2 separate regions of the Homo sapiens genome follow, and region 2 is linked to region 1. A link is an interaction called in ENCODE POLR2A ChIA-PET data of the cell type or tissue named here. Cell type or tissue: Caco-2. All regions are shown on one strand. Each heading gives the region's core, and the rest is flanking DNA. Links, peaks and the distances in the headings are about the cores only.

What was found. Peaks named below come from ENCODE experiments on the same cell type or tissue, not always from the same donor. Only the 100,000 strongest peaks of a DNase experiment are listed, where the experiment ranks them.
Region 2: POLR2A ChIA-PET joins it to region 1 with 14 read pairs; 2 of 35 experiments call an interaction of 5 or more read pairs at or near these places.

What each region holds. Positions count from the first base shown.
Region 1 is chr5:76,457,499-76,465,831 of GRCh38, reverse strand. It overlaps IQGAP2 (IQ motif containing GTPase activating protein 2), which reads right to left. Exons shown (of 36, transcript NM_006633.5): 2 at 4,163-4,262. Among named protein-coding and RNA genes, the nearest start is that of IQGAP2, 58 kb to the right of the region's middle. In Caco-2, for the core only: no CTCF peak of the experiment used is centred there; a DNase peak (open chromatin) is centred at 7,678.
Region 2 is chr5:76,802,347-76,810,679 of GRCh38, reverse strand. No RefSeq gene overlaps it. Among named protein-coding and RNA genes, the nearest start is that of F2RL1, 13 kb to the left of the region's middle. RefSeq lists enhancers at 2,229-2,812, 3,977-4,558, 4,559-5,142, 5,746-6,945. In Caco-2, for the core only: no CTCF peak of the experiment used is centred there; DNase peaks (open chromatin) are centred at 2,440, 4,529 and 6,219; H3K4me3 peaks cover 216 bases.

The DNA.
Region 1 (8,333 bases), core at 136-8,135:
TTTGTTAATTTTATTCCTAAGAATTTTATTGTTTTTAATGCTATCATATAGTGAATTGCTTTCTTAATTTCATTTTCAGATTGCTTATTGCTCGTGTCAAGAAATGCCATTTTTACACACTCCCCTAGTATCCTACAACCATGATGGACTCATTGTGGTGGGGTTTTCTTAGTGTTTTCTTCTGTTCTGTTTTTTAGTAGATTCCTATGGATTTTCTATAAACCAGAAAACATCCCTTAGAAATAGTTTCACGTCTTCCTTTCTAACCTGGATGCCTTTTGCTTATTTTTCTTGCCTAACTGCCTGGCTAAAATCTCCAGTACAATGTTAAACAGAAGTGGTAAGAAAAAACATCCTTATTCCTGTATTTCACCACTGAGTATGGTGTTACTTGTAGGTTTTTCATAGATGTCCTTTATCAGGTTGAAATTCTCTTCTATTCCTAGTTTGTTGAACGTTTTAAGTCAAGAAAGGGGGCTGGATTTTACCAAATGCTTCTCCTGCATATATTGAGATGATCATATGGCTTCTGTCCTTTCTTCCATTAATATGGTCTATGATATTGACTTTCAGGTCTTAAACCAAGCTTGCTTCCTAGGATAAATCTCACTTGATGGTATTAAATATATTTTATATGTTGCTGGATTTGATTTGCTAGTATTTTGCTAAGGATTTTTGCATTTGTATTCATAAGAGATATTGGTCTTTAGTTTTCTTGAGATGGCTATCTGGTTTTGGTATTAGGGTAATGTAGGCCTCAGAAGAATGAATTGGAAAATGTTTTCTCTTTTCGTATTTTTTGGAAGAGTTTGCAAGGACTGCTCTTAATTCTTCTTTAAACATTTGGCAGAATTCTACTGTGAAGTTATCTGGGTTTGTGGGAAGTTTTCTGATTTCTAAGTCAGGCTCTTCACTTATTATAAGTCTCATTCTGTTTATATTAGTTTTTTTCAGATGTTTAAGTCTCTTATTGAGTCAGTTTTAGTAGCTTGTCATTCTAGGAATTTGTCAATTTCCTCTAAGTTTTCATTGGCATGTAATTGTTCATAGTATTCCTTTATAATCCTTTGTATTTCTGTAATGTTGGTAGTGATGTCCCCTCTGAATAAAGAACTTTTCAATGGCCTGATTTATTATAGAATTTTGAAATTAATAAAACCAAAATAAAAGATATACTGGAATATTATAATTCTCAATTTGTAAAAATCTTAAGTTACAGGATATACAAACTAGATACCTTCCAATTCTCACCTCCAGAAAGAAAAACAGGTGCAAAGACAGAACCAATACATTTTTAATTAAAATGCAATAAAGTCATTTCAACTGAAATCAGAAACAAGAAACACTTCCTAGATGAATATATACAGTACAAGCATACAATTTAGTAGAAACTCAATATTCTAAGTCAACTCCATTCATGTGAACACACATATGTGCATTATAATAAACCCAATATCACAAATTCCAAAGGTACTAATACTTTAAAAGAATCATGCAATAAATCCTCTCATCTTTTCAAGAAAGACAAATTCACCCTTTCCTGTATTTCTTGCATTCAAGACCATGAGTTTTCTGTGCACTATGCTTTCTTAAATCAGCACAACTATATGTCTAGTAGTAGCCACAAATTTTTATATAATCCATGACCAAAAATCAGCTTCTTTCAAAGTATTTGTGTCTTGGCCGAGTACAGTGAGTGGCTCACGCCTGTCATCCCAGCACTTTGGGAGCCGAGGTGGGCGGATCACTTGAGGTCAGGAGTTCGAGACCAGCCTGGCTAACATGGTGAAACTCCATCTCTACTAAAAATACAAAAATTAGCCAGGTGTAGTGGTGAGCGCCTGTAATCTCAGCTGCTTGGGAGGCTGAGGCAGGAGAATCACTTGAACCCAGGAGGCAGAGGTTGCAGTGAGCTGAGATCCCGCCACTGCAGTCTAGCCTGGGCGACAGAGTGAGACTCCATCTCAGAAAAAAAAAAAGAAAAAGAAAAAAGAAAAAAAGTATTTGTGTCTTAATAAAAGATTCATAAATATATACTACATCTAATATACTCATCAAATAAATTTATGAAAAGCCATCTTAGAGGAAAAATTGTACATTTTGATAATTATTTTCATGAAACTATTCCAAGGAAAGTTTTCCTCAAAGAATCTGAAATAATCATTATGCTGACTTTCTGAAACAAAATTCAACTACAGAATTTCAAAAATACTAGAGAAGATGACAAGCTTTCAAGCTACATTTATACCATTTCAATATACTGAGGAGAAAACTTTGCTTATGTTATCACCATAAACCTGACTGGCACTATAGCTTACAGAATACTTTCACCTTCTTTAAATGATTTTTTAAAAATCCTTGAATCCATGAATAAGTAGGGCAATAAGTAACATCATCTTGATTGTCTCATTTACAGAGGGGACAAATTGAACTTCCCACAGGTAAAATGGTCTGTGGAAGGTCAAGCTGCTTGTGTAAGTGGTGGAGCTGGGACCAGGAAGTTAGGCAAACCAACTCCCAATCACATATCATTTTCCTCTACATGACACCCCTTCCCACTTGTTAAAAACAGGAGGCAAAAACAAAATGTAAAGTGAGTATCAATAGAAAAGTAAGTTTTTCTACTATCTCCTTGAACTTATTCACTGAAAGTATATTTTTTCTTTTCTTTTTCTTTCTTTCTTTTCCTTTTTTTTTTTTTTTTTTTTAAAGACAGCGTCTCACTCTGCCACCCAGGCTGGAGTGCAGCAGCCCGATCTCAGCTCACTGCAGCCTCCACCTCCCAGGCTCAAGTGATCCTCCCACCTTAGCCTCAGGAGTGGTTGGGACCACTTCTTTCTAATGCCTATGAATCAATCTCCTTATCTAACTTTTTTGCGACAACTTGACTAAAAGCATGTTTTTAATGATCTTAGACTGATAGTGAATCGCTAGCATCCTGCAACCTAACTGTAGACTTCACAGACATGTTAAACAATCTTTAAAACTTGGTTTTTAGAGCCTAAAGAAAGTTACGTGACACTACTAAAATATTAAACAACTCTGAGAAACCCCTTGAAAGCAATTTTGATGTCAAATTAGGGCATGTGTCACCAAAATACTGATTAAAAACCTCATCATTCTAGTTCTGTAGATAGCCATTCATCAGTGATCAGAGATAATTAACACCAGTGACCATTTAACCAAGTATTTATTTCTATATAGCTAAGAGGGCTGGAACATATCTTTGTCCAGGGAACAATACTGTCGCTCCACCCTGGCATAAAGCATTCAATCAAACTCTAACTCATGGTATATGAACTCTGTAGTATTCACCCCACAAAGGATAAAGTTCTCTCAATTCCTCTCATGAGGAAAGTATTTGCACTTAGGACTCTTTATCTTCACTTTCTCCTTGGAGAACGCAACATTTATTTAATCTAAAAAGCCTAAAAGAGTCAATGTGATTTTAGAGACAATATACCCTAAGTGGCCACACACCCACGGTTTAAAGAGGAGATTGCTGTCATAAACCTACTTAGGGACTGATGGACTTCAGTCTGATATGCCACTGTCCTGCTGGGCATTTATCATCATTGGGCTGCGAGTGGGGAAAAGACCCAAGGAAGCTCTGCGGAAAAAGGAAGTTGATTTAAGTCATTGTTGCTCCTCTACATCCAAGCCAGTGAGATGAAGAATTTGAAACAATCTGCAGTTGGCCCCGTGATTTCCTGGGAGGCTCCGAGGCAGGGAAATGAATAGTTGCCTTCCTCCTAGTGCCTCAACTTTGGCTGTGGCATCAACTTTTTCTCAACTCTGCCCAACCATTTGCAAGAAATAGATGCTTCTTCTCCCATTATCCTGCTGCCAACAAGACTGCAAATGAGTTATTAGAACTATGTAGCATATGCACAGGAGTGTGATGTGCACCCAGCTGTGACTCAGGAGTGGAGCAGAGTGTGGAGGGGTCATCCCCTAGCCCACTGGCCTCCTGGCATGGGAGGTTTGGCCAAATCTAAATCACTGAGTGCAGGCAAGAATCTCTCCCTGGCCATCTCCAACTACGACAACTCTTTAGAATTGCTGGCCCATTTCAGAACCCTCTGGTCATCAAATCCCACGCCCTTATCACAAAGCTTATCTCCAAGAGATGGTGCACAAATAGACTAAGTCTGGATCTTACCTTTTGGCTTCCTCTAAGTGGCACAGATATTCATAAGCAATGTTCTGCCGCCTCCTCTCATCCATCTCCTCTGCAGAGAGCCTTTCATCGTCCACAATAGCTAGAAATAGAGGATAACAACATGTGATTTACAAAGGCAGTCTTCATTAAACACCTGAGACAATCAATCAGAAAAAAATCATATGCAGCTGAACATTTAACATTCAGAGACAGGAGTATTGAAACACCAGGCAGAGAGAGAAATTTGCCTTTGGATTTTACAATATCATTTCTTTTCCTTTATTTTTATTTTTTTTTTTTTTGAGACAGGAACTGGCACTGTCACCCAGGCTGGAGTGCAGTGGTGCCATCATGACTTACTGCAACCTCAGCCTCCTGGGCTCAAGCAATCTTCTCACCTCAGCCTCCCAAGTAGCTGGGACTACAGGCACACGCCACCACACTTGGCTAGTTTTTTTATTTTTACAGTATTATTTCTAACAAGTGAATCAAGGCCAGGTGCGGCGGCTCACGCCTGTAATCCCAGCACTTTGGAAGGCTGAGGTGGGCGGATCACAAGGTCAGGAGATCCAGACCATCCTGGCTAACACGGTGAAACCCCATCTCTACTAAAAATACAAAAAATTAGCCAGGTGTGGTGGGGGGCACCTGTAGTCCCAGCTACTTGGGAGGCTGAGGCAAGAGAATCAGGAGAATCACTTGAACCTGGGAGGTGGAGGTTGCAGTGAGCCAAGATTGTGCCACTGTACTCCACCCTGGGCGATAGAGTTAGACTCAGTCTCAGGGAAAAAAAAAAAAAAAAAAAAAAAGCAGTGTGCAAACGGGCAGGAGCTTCCATGGATGTCCTCATCCTTGTCCCATCCCCCTTCCTACCACTCCCAATTTTCCATTGTGGCTCCATTCCTTGAACATGGAGACCTCACCCCACAGCATTGATACCAACGGGTGTCAACAAAGATTGACATGTGTCAAAAACATTTTCTTTTTCTTTAATAAACTCAGTCCAATCTAAACTTTAAAACTGAGCTCTCACATTTCAGAAAAGTACAGAAGCTCTCAATCTTCCTCTGCACCTCCATTGCGAGAGTCCAGGTCTTAATGTCTCTCCCATAAAACTCTCAGAACAGGTCTAGTCACTCAGCCACTACCCCTTTTCCACTCATTCTCCCCATGGCCAACAGAAGCGTCTTCCTTATTACTTCCCCTCTCAAAACTTTTGATGGCTCCCCTATTTCCTACAGAACAAGTTCTAGAGCACTTTGCATCTCCCCACATCCAGGAAGCCCACACTTTAGCCAGAGCTCCCAGGCAGCACCGTGTTCCAGGACCACACCACTCCCTCCAACGCTGAGTGCTTCTGCTCCACCCTTCTCTCTGCCTGGAAAGCCATTCTCCCACCTTCTGCAGGTGGTGCCTTTCACATCATCTCAGGCAAAATTCCATGGATCTCTGAATCTAAATCCATTGGCTCTCCTTGGCACTTTAGTTCACATTTTTATTACATCACTCATCAGAAAAGCCCCCCACTGTAAATCAGTCTGTCTGTCTCTCCAAACTAGGGGATCCTTAGAGGAAGCTTTTGATCATCTTCATGTCTCCTGCCAATTTGTCAGGGCTCCTTGCACATAGATAGCACTCTGCGCGTACAGAAAAACTACCTTCCAGTGAATCCTCACTAAGTGAGCTCATCATTACTCCATAATGAATAGACTTTAAAAATTATAATTTTTAGGCCAGGCACGGTGGCTCACGCCTGTAATCCCAGCACTTTGGGAGGTCGAGGCAGGCAGATTACTGAGTCAGGAGTTCCAGACTAGCCTGGGCAACATGGTGAAATCCCATCTCTACTAAAAATACAAAAATTAGCCAGGCGCGGTGGTAATCCCAGCTGTAATCCCAGCTACTCAGGAGGCTCAGGCAGGAGAATCGCTTCAACCCAGGAGGCGGAGGTTGCAGTGAGCTGAGATGGCACCACTGCACTCCAGCCTAGGTGACAGTATGAGACTCTGTCTCAAAAAAAAAGTTATATTTCTTTCCCTGTGTTTTCTTAAATGATACCTGCCACACTCACATACCATCACCTAATCCTCCATCTCTACTGTTCTGAACAGTTAATCCCCAAGATACCTCATGATTTCCAGTTTCTCTTTTTAATTTCAGCTTAAAGACTTTCCCATTTCTGACAGGATATTTTCATTTTATAGTAAGTACTTCAGAAACAGTAAGGTTTGGATCCAAAATAAAACTCCTAGTGGGAGCCCATGTGCTTGTCACACCATCCCCAACTTGGAAGAGTGGGCACTGGAGTCACATTAAAAAGGCGGTGCTCTCCCCATCTTTCCTATGCTGCTGCACCCTTCCGGCCTCAACTAACCCCCCAGCAGAAGACAGAAGCCCCAGCAGAACCCCGTCCCTCGGCCTCTGCCCACAACTGCCTCCACAAACCATGCAATATTGTACCAGCCCAGGACAGCTGCTGAGGGGCTCCCAAACTCTGTTATCATCCTGTCCAAATAAGAGATTTTACTTAATGTGTGAATTAAAATACACACCCACAAAGCTTTAAATTGCAATTGCAACATATTGACCCCATCTAGTGGGATCCTACCTATCTTCCAGGCTTGACCCAGTGGGCACTTTTCTTCCCAAAGTCTTCCTGATTGTCTCAGCTCAAAATGCCCTCCTATCCTGCTTTGGTTAACAGTAAACTCCTAGAAGACGTATTTGTGTCCTCATGGTGCCCAGCACACCTCCCTGCACAGGCTGCATGCTCTGTAAAAATATATGATGAAAAAATAAAATATCTTATCGGGAAAGGCTCCCAAAGGGCTCCAAAATATCTCTGTGAGGTAATTTTATTTATTTACACTCAATAAGAGTATGATCATTAATGGAGCAAAGATAGCACCATTCTGTGGACTTTACTCAACTAATGTTCAATTCGTAGGTTCTATGTGCCACATGTGAGTCAAAGCACCAGACACAGGGTAATAAGTATAAAAAATGTGTACCCTCATGGGACTTCCTTGTACATACCCATTCCTTGCCTTCTGACCTTCTGCCTGGCCCACTGACTTTCTAACTACACACACTTTGGCCTCACCTTCCTTGAATGGGAGAGAACACCTTTCATAATCTACTGTCAAATTGTAAGTCTAGGAAGGTTAGGGAATTTGAGAAAATCTTAACAGCAAAAGCAAGTCCTTCTGGGCCACAGAGACTGCCTGCAAATATTTCTGCATTACTCAATATTTACTAAGTAGTGGCTTTTGATAAGAACCACTGGCATGGATAATAACACTGTCATTTAAAGATCCATCATGGAGCTAATAAAATAATTCACTTAAGATGTGGCTTTACTGCCTATAAAGGACGTTTCCATATGTTACTGTGTGGTTCTGTGGTTCTCATGATCACCCTCAGAGATAGGCATTATCTCTTTCCTATAAATGAGGAAACCAAAGTCAAGCAAGGGAAAGGGACTGCCCACAGCTATTTGCTGGGTCAATGGTAAAGCCAGGGCCGGAACTAAGGTCTGTCAACATTGCAGCCCTTATTCTTTGCCCAGTACCTCCTGCTGTTAAATCTAAGTGGGCCCAGGAAGGGACTTGTCACTGCCAAGCCCAAGAAGCAGGTCATTTAAGTGGCTTCAAAATTCTTTTCATTTTAAAGTAACTTGATTAACTGCAACCTCCACAGTTCATCTTTACTTGCTGCCGTGAACCACAAAAAACATGAGGACATTGTGAAGAACACAGCTTTCTGATGTATTAGCAACTCACAAAATACCACTTGCAGCATCAGATGACAGTTCAAAGCAATTGCATTCTATGAAAATTACACAATAAGGCTTATTCACAGATTCAAGGAGCAGAATGAAAGCAAGTTGTTAGAGAGTATTTTGAAATAGAAGTATAAATTAGAAATGAAAGGGTCCTTTAGGAGTCCATTTCCCAAAGAACACGTACAAAATCCAATGTAAAAATAGCCCAAAATCTACCTAATTCAATAAGGAGTTGACATGGTCGCTGTTTAATTTCCCCTATTCTCTACCTGCTACCTTCACACAGAGACACCAAGGCCACCATACACTTTGTATTAAAATTCACTCATTTGTTCAACAAACATTTGAGTGGCTGCTTGGTGCCAGTTTATTATGGAGATGGAACAC
Region 2 (8,333 bases), core at 70-8,069, 340 kb before region 1:
TCAAGGCCAGCCTGACCAACACGATGAAACCTTGTCTCTACTAAAAATACAAAACTTAGCCGGAGTGGCGGCACGCGCCTGTAATCCCAGCTACTCAAGAGGCTGAGGTGGGAAGATCACTTGAGCCCAGGAGCTCAAGGCTGTAGTGAGCTGTGATCACACCACTTTACTCCAGCCTGGGCAACAGAGCGAGACTTTATCCCAACATAAACAAATAATAAAAAATCAGATTGATATTTGCATTCCTTTTTTGTGACTTGGTTTTCCCCACTCAACAACAAAGTGAACATTTCCCCAAATGCTTATTCTTCCATAGCACCATTTTCAATTGCAGCAGAATATTTCATCTTCTCAATAGATTTTAATTTACTCTTGTAAAATATCCAGATTATTTCATGTTTTTATTGTTTTGGTAACACAGAGATAAACATATTGTGACGCATACATTTGTTTCTGCAGTCTCGGACTACTGTACGGTTTGATAATAATCACTGAGAGCTTTTAAAATAAACATAATTTTTTATTAAGCAAATCCACCTATCCCTTGAAATATTTCTTCCTAGTCTGATTAAGTTATTGCTAAATTAAATGAAGAAGAAATAGTCTGAGACTTAGTATCTATTACAGAATTAAAAATATAATGAAAATTAAAAAAAGAAAATGTGCATAAAAGTTCTTTGGAAACCATAAAAGCATGACACAAATGCAGGTGATTATTATTATTGCTGTTACTAACCACAGTGAAGAGCATATTATAATAGCCAATCTTAAATATACCATATTGTTTTTTTTATTTTTTATTTTTTTTGAGACAGGGTCTTGCTCTGTTGCTCAGGCTGGAGTACAGTGGTGTGATCTCAGCTCACTGCAACCTCCACCTCCCAGGTTCAAGCAATTCTTGTGCCTCAGCCTCCCAACTAGCTGGGACCACAGGGGCTTTGTATTTTTAGTAGAGACAGAGTTTCACCATGTTGGCCAGGCTGGTCTTGAACTCCTGACCTCAAGTGATCCACCCGCCCTCCCAAAGTGCTGGGATTACAGGCGTGAGCCACTGCGCCCGGCCAACCATATAGTATTTAAACAAGTCATCTTGTTTAAAGGTCTTCCCTCTGCAACCTGGCAGGACCCTGTTAGGCCATCATCCTCATAAAACATCAGGGTGAGAGAGACAAAGATCAGAGCCACTTCCTAAAAGCCCAGGATCTTAGAGTTTAACACAATGACTCCAGGTACGTGAGACAGATGCACCTACGAAAACCAGGCATGGATGTCAAAGGAGGAATTGAGACCAGTGCATGCTCTCAATCCTGCGTGTGAAAGCTACATGTAGTTAGCATCAAGGACAAGCCTCAGCAAGATTTAGGCAGGGAGGGAAACTAGGGTGAGAACCTGTGACCCAGCAGGGCCAGATCTGTGGATTCCACCAACTGGTTCTGCATCTTGGTTCTCTCACGGATGCTGTTTTCCTTCAGACTTCAGAGTTGCCTCATCCCTCCACCAATTAGAAATGTCTCCTGCCTCTAGAAGGTAGTTGTTGTGATTAGGAGGAAGGGCTTGGGCAGCGTCCGACTGGATTGAATGCTGGCTCTTGTCACTTATGATCCTGATTAAGTTACTTCATTTCTTTGGGTGCCTGTTTTTTCTTTTTTTTTTGTTTTTTGTTTTTGAGACAGAGTCTCACTCTGTCACCCACGCTGGAGTGCAATGGCGTGATCTCGGCTCACTGCAACCTCTGCCTCCTGGGTTCAAGCGATTCTCCTGCCTCAGCCTCCTTAGTAGCCAGGATTACAGGCATGCACCACGACGCCCGGATAATTTTTTTTTCTTTTTTTTAGTAGAGATGGGGTTTCACCATATTGCCCAGGCTGGTCTCGAACTCCTGAGCTCAGGCAATCCACCTGCCTCGGCCTCCCAAAGCGCTAGGATTACAGCCATGAACCACCGCGCCTGGCCCTGTTTTCTCTTATAAAATGGGGATATGTTACCTGCCTTCTAAGAACATTGTGAATATTCAAAAGGCTAACGGGCTATGGGCTCTGCCACTGGGACCCCCTCAAGAGTGCTTAGTACTGATGGGGCTGGTCAGACGCTGTTGTTTGCCTGGAATCCCTGGGGCACCTGAAGGAAAGACAAAGGCCTGTGAGAAGGGGTGGTAAGGAGAGGAAGCAGAGGCAGAGGGGCTTGTAGAACTCAGAGTGTCGGGATATGATAAGAAAGATAACTGAGGGCCACACAGGCCGAGAGAGATGAGTTAAAACAGGTGGGTTCCTGGCAATTTAAGGACAGCTGGTGGGAATGTGGAAGAAGGAGGGTCTGTGAAATCTCTGGGAAGAAGGGTAGGGCAGTAATTCCCAGCTGCTTGGGCCCACAGAAACCAGTTTGGTCCTGCTGTTCAGCTTTTGTAACTGTTCATTAGCATATGAAGGAACTGCCTGCAGAACGCACCCTGGGTCTTTGGAGCTTTGCTGTGTATGCTGGGCCAGGGGTGGGGGCAGGGAGTGAAATGGCTCCAACATCTGCCTGATTTCCTGAATCCAGATCCACCACCAATTCTGGACTCAATAAGAAGGGACTGAATCTCTGTTCCTTTCCCAGCTAAAGCCAAAATTTGTTCTATTTACAATACTTCTCAAGTCCTCAGCTGCTTCTATAATTGGTCTAATACAGAGAGCATAATAATTTTGGAAGGAAAAAATTTTAACAGGTATGGGGAACACAATGAATGGACTAACAACTCTCACTTAATCTTCACTATATCTTATGAAATATAGACAATTCATATCTTCTTGTTAGAAATAACATGATTCAGAAGGGGCTTCAGGAAGCAGATGCCAAACTCTTGACCTTAAGTGGAAGCATTTCTTGCATGTAACGCTAAATGGTTGTGTTATCAGAGCTTCCCTGAATTTTCAGCATACGAAGAAAAATATTAGGTGCTTATTTCTTTGGGGGGAGAATTCAGGCCAATTTTTGACTTTAGAGCCTAATGATGGCAGTCATTCAAGTTTTGGTTCTTGAAAAATTGCAGCCAGGCACTACCTCGTCTGAGAGGTAGAAAGAGGTCGTGGAAGAGTCTGGAGTTGAAAGTGCATACAGTCTCTGTTGTGTTCTGCCAGCTCTAATGCCCAGTCACTTACAACCACATTTCAGCCCAGCTATTCTGAAAGGAAACTCACTTTAGAAATGCAAATGACTCACCAAAGAGTGAGGAATTTTAGTGTCTGACAAGTGAAGTGTGTAGCTTTGAAGACTGGGAGACCTCTGTGTTCTCCCAGGAATACCTCCCAGGGTTGTTGTTGAAGCCAAAGGAGATCAGAACTCTAAATGGGCTTGGTAACGTGGAAGGTACTAAAGGAACTTTTATTTTTATTGCAAAAGTGTTGAGTTTTGAATAGCTCGGGGCCCACTGAACTTAGCCTGTGGAAAAGACAGGTTGTGTAAAGACTCTATTTCATTGGCCAGGATACACAACCTTGGTCTAGAGCTACTCCTATTCTTTTTTTTTTTAATTGTTATTTTTTATTTTTAATAGAGTATAGTGGCATGTTATAGTCCACTGCAGCCTCAAAATCCTGGACTCAAGTGAATCCCCCACCTCAACCTTGAGGTATGCACCACAACACCCAGCTAATGCTTCTATTCTTTTCTTTTCCTTTTTTTTTTTTTTTTTTTTTTTTTTTTTTTTTTTTTTTTTGAGACAGAGCCTTGCTCTATCGCCCAGGCTGAAGTGCAGTGGTGCGATCTCGGCTCACTGCAAGCTCCGCCTCCCGGGTTCACGCCATTCTCCTGCCTCAGCCTCCAGAGTAGCTGGGACTACAGGCGCCCGCCACCACGCCCGGCTAATTTTTTTGTATTTTTAGTAGAGACGGGGTTTCGCCGTGTTAGCCAGGATGATCTCGATCTCCCGACCTCGTGATCCGCCCGCCTCGGCCTCCCAAAGTGCTGGGATTACAGGCTTGAGCCACCGCACCCGGCCTGCTTCTATTCTTAACATCTGATTTTCAGTCTCTACCCCCCATCACTCCCCACCTCTCTGCCCATATTGAGCAGCTCCTTTCTTGGGAGTGGTCCTGTGCTGGATTGAGTTTAGCCAAGGAGACTGCTGCTGCACAGCTCAAAGAAAACCGACCTGCTCACTCCAACAGGAAAGTCCTGGGGGTCAAAGTAAAAGCATCAAAGACTAAGTTAGCGGTGGATGAGCCAAAAGAGGAGGGAGCTATGAAGAGGAGGATGGGAAGAGAAACCAAGATGCAAGATACTACAGAAGTGCGATGCAAATTGCTTATTACTCAGTGCCCAGCAGGCTCCCTAAACAGTCTTCAAAGCTACAGCTGGCTTGTCAGATGCTAAAATCCCTTCTTCCTTGGTGAGTCATATGAGACAAAGTAGCAAATGTTAAGAAGTCATGTTTGCTCATTTCTGCTTGCTTAATTTCTCGAAGCTCCTGACTCTGTGTCTACACACAGCTCTCTGGAAAGATGCTTAGAAGACAAAACAGGACATCTCTTGCCTGAGTCACTATATTCCTTAAAAGATAAATGACCGCAGTGTTTGTCTTTGCCTACACATAAGATAACCTCTGACAAGGTCAGTGATGATGCCTCTGTAATCTATAACCAGTTGTGCTCTTACACCGAAACGTCAATGTGATTCTGCTTGAATGCAACTTCTGAGCAAGTCTCATGTGACTTTGAACATATTGAACCCCCACCGCCTGTATATGGGCCATGGGCTGAGATACTGTGCCCCAGCAGTCTCATAGAACTGCTCCTGGGCTACAGGCCTTGGTCTATAGCCCTCAGTAAGACTTCTGAATAAAACTAACTTTAAATCTTTAAAAGCTTTTGTTGTTTTTTTTTTCCATTGACAGTCATTTCCATCCTCAAAGGGAGTTTTATATCAGAATAACTGAGTTGGACAGAATAACAAAGGCAACTTAGCCACACTGGCTAAGAGCTGGGACTCCTGGGCAAAACTGCTTGGGTTGGAATCTCAACTCCATTGTTTATGAGCTGTGTGACCTTGGGCAAATTTGCCTCTCTGTGCCTCAGTTTTTTTTATCTGTAAATCAGGGTTGATATTAATCATACCTAGTTCTTAGGTTTTTTTTTTTTTTTCTTTATTTTGAGACAGAGTCTTGCTCTGTCACCCAGGCTGGAGTGCAATGGCATAATCTTGGTTAACTGCAACCTCCACCTCCCAGGCTCAAGCGATTCTCCTGCCTCAGCCTCCCAAGTAACTGGGATTACAGGCACATGCCACCGCGCCCAGCTAATTTTTGTATTTTTAGTAGAGATGGGGTTTCACCATGTTGCCCAGGCTGGTCTTGAACTCCTGACCTCAGGTAATCCACCCGCCTCAGCCTCCCAAAGTGCTGGGATTACAGGAGTGAGCCACTGCATCTAGCAGTTCTTAGATTATTATACTAATAACAGGAGTTAATATTTGTAGGGTGCCTAAAACAGGGTCTGGCACACAGTTTCATTAAAGTAGGTTTTTAAAACCTATTATTGTGGCCAGGTGTGGTGGCTCACGCCTGTAATCCCAGCCCTTTGGGAGGCCGAGGTGGGCAGATTAGCTGAGGTCTGGAGTTCGAGACCAGCCTGACCAACATGGAGAAACCCCATCTCTACTAAGAATACAAAATTAGCCGGTCGTGGTGGCACATGCCTGTAGTCCCAGCTACTTGGGAGGCTGAGGCAGGAGGATCGCTTGAACCCGGGAGGCGGAGGTTGCAGTGAGCCAAGATCGGGCCATTGCACTCCAGATTGGGCAATAAGAGTGACAATCCGTCTCAAAAAAAAAAAAAAAGAAACCTTTTACTGTTATTATTTCATTAATGCATCTCCATGACTAGATAAAAGCTCTGAGAGCAGAGGCTCGGTCTGGGTTTGCTTATAATTGCGTATCCAGTGCTTAGCACAGCGTGTGGTAAGTACCCAACTATTTGTCTTATGAACAAATGGACAAAGGGAACCTCCCGAACCATTCCCAGATTCAGACCACAGAAAAGGGTCTGAGCTCCATCCTCACGCCTCCAGGAAGTAAAAAGTCATTCCCACGCATCCAAGAAGTAAAAAGTCACACCTACTAACAGTCGACAATGCTGGAGAAGTAACCCCACCAGCAATGCCGTGACACTGCTCCCATTCTCAGACCCTTGGACTTCTCCTTGTCGTCACCACACAGGATGTGTTCACCACACAGGGGCCCAGCTCTTATTGACTTGGCCGAAGGCTTGGCCTCTGAGTCAGGAGTTTCTGTCCAGTTTCAGGTGTGGGCCAAGTATCGCCTTGTCCTTGGTCTCCCACACTCTTGTGAGAGTGGGCAGAGGGTGTCCCACACTCTTGGGAGAGCTGGTGGGCAGAGGGCCGGCCTCCCCTCTCTGGCCTCCCCAGACACCTGGGAGCTGTCTGCAGAGGCTTGGGGTGAATGTATGTGTAATAAAGAGAGAGCCCTAGCCCAAAGTTTGTTACTATTATAAAGATGTTGGCTTCTCTTCCCAACTGTCAAAGTGAACAGCATCTGCAGGACCCCACTTTGCCCGCTGCAACAGAGGGCTCTAGTTGGAGCCAAAGTAACAACATTCCACGGTTCACTATATCCAAGTTACCTTTGACAAAAAGCCTTCTGCATTGTATGTAGCACCTGGAAGAAATAAATACCAACACTTAGACATTCCATTGATTTTTTTGTTTTGTTTTGTTTTGTTTTGTTTTTTGTTTTTGAGACGGAGTCTCACTCTGCCGCCCAGGCTGGAATGCAGTGGTGCGATCTCGGCTCACTGCAAGCTCCGCCTCCCAGGTTCACACCATTCTCCTGCCTCAGTCTCCCAAGTAGCTGGGACTACAGGCGCCCGCCACCACGCCTGGCTAATTTTTTGTATTTTTAGTAGAGACGGGGTTTCACCATGTTAGCCAGGATGGTCTCGATCTCCTGACTTCGTGATTCACCCACCTCTGCCTCCCAAAGTGCTCAGATTACAGGTGTGAGCCACCACACCCAGCCTGACATTCCATTGATTTTAAGATTTATTCCAGTTTCACCATGTTGACGTTAAAATATGAAAAAGATGCATCTTAAAGTTGATGCAAACAGCAGCATGACAACATACAGACAAAGCAGGAAGGAATGGGAAGCGGTCAGAAGAGAATGTCCACATGTTCCCCCAACAGAGGTGTCCACGATGTACCCTGCCCTCCCTGTTTTGACAATGAGTGAACTGCCAGTGCACCCATCTAAGCCCGCCTCATGCTACATGTGCACCCACTTCCACCCACTCTCAATGACTTCAGGACATCACTCTAGCAAGCCTCACTCCTCTCCTCTGCAGGGTCAATTTCTTCCCCTACTGGTTTTCCATTGTCTATTGCCTAAAACTATGAAATAATGACTTCCTTCTTGATCCCTCTCCCATCCCATTTCTTTTTTCTTTTTTTTTTTTTTAAGACAGGGTCTCACTCTGTCACCCAGGGTGGAGTGCAGTGGCATGATCACGATTCATTGCAGTCTTGATTTCTTGGACTCAAGGAATACTCCTACTTCAGCCTCTGGAGTAGCTGGGACTACAGACATGTGCCACCATGCCCACCTAATTTTTATTTTATTTTTTATTAATTAAAAAAATTTTTTTTAAATAGAGACAGGGTCTCACTATGTTACCCAGGCTGGTCTCAAACTCCTAGGCTCAAGCTATCCTCCTGCCTTGGCCCCCCAAAGTGCTGAGATTACAGGTGTGAGCCACTGCATCCAGTCTAATTTTTAATCTTTCGTAGAGATTGGGGGTCTCACTATGTTGCCCAGGCTCGTCTCAAACTCCTGGACTGAAGCAATCCTCCTGCCTTAGCCTTCTAAAGTGCTGAGATTACAGGTATGACCCACCACACCCAGCCCCAATTCAATTTTTTTTTGTTGAGACGGAGTCTTGCTCTGTTGCCCAGGCTGGAGGGCAATGGCGTGATCTCAGCTCACAGCAACCTCAACCTCCTGGTTCAAGTGATTCTCCTGCCTCAGCCTCCCGAGTAGCTGGGATTACAGGGACCCACCACCATGCCCGGCTAATTTTTGTATTTTTAGTAGAGATGGGGTTTCGCCATGTTTGCCAGGCTGGTCTTGAACTCCTGACCTCATGATCTGCCTGCCTGGACCTCCCAAAGTGCCGGGATTACAGGCGTGAGCCACTGCGCTCAGCCACAAGTTCTCAATATATGGAAGCATCTCACAAGTTCTCAATATATGGAAGCTATTGTTTTATTCTCTTCAGGTCTCTTCAGGTAAAACTTTGATTACATTTGTCACTCATTTCTGGCTAATTTTTTTTTTGTATTTTTAGG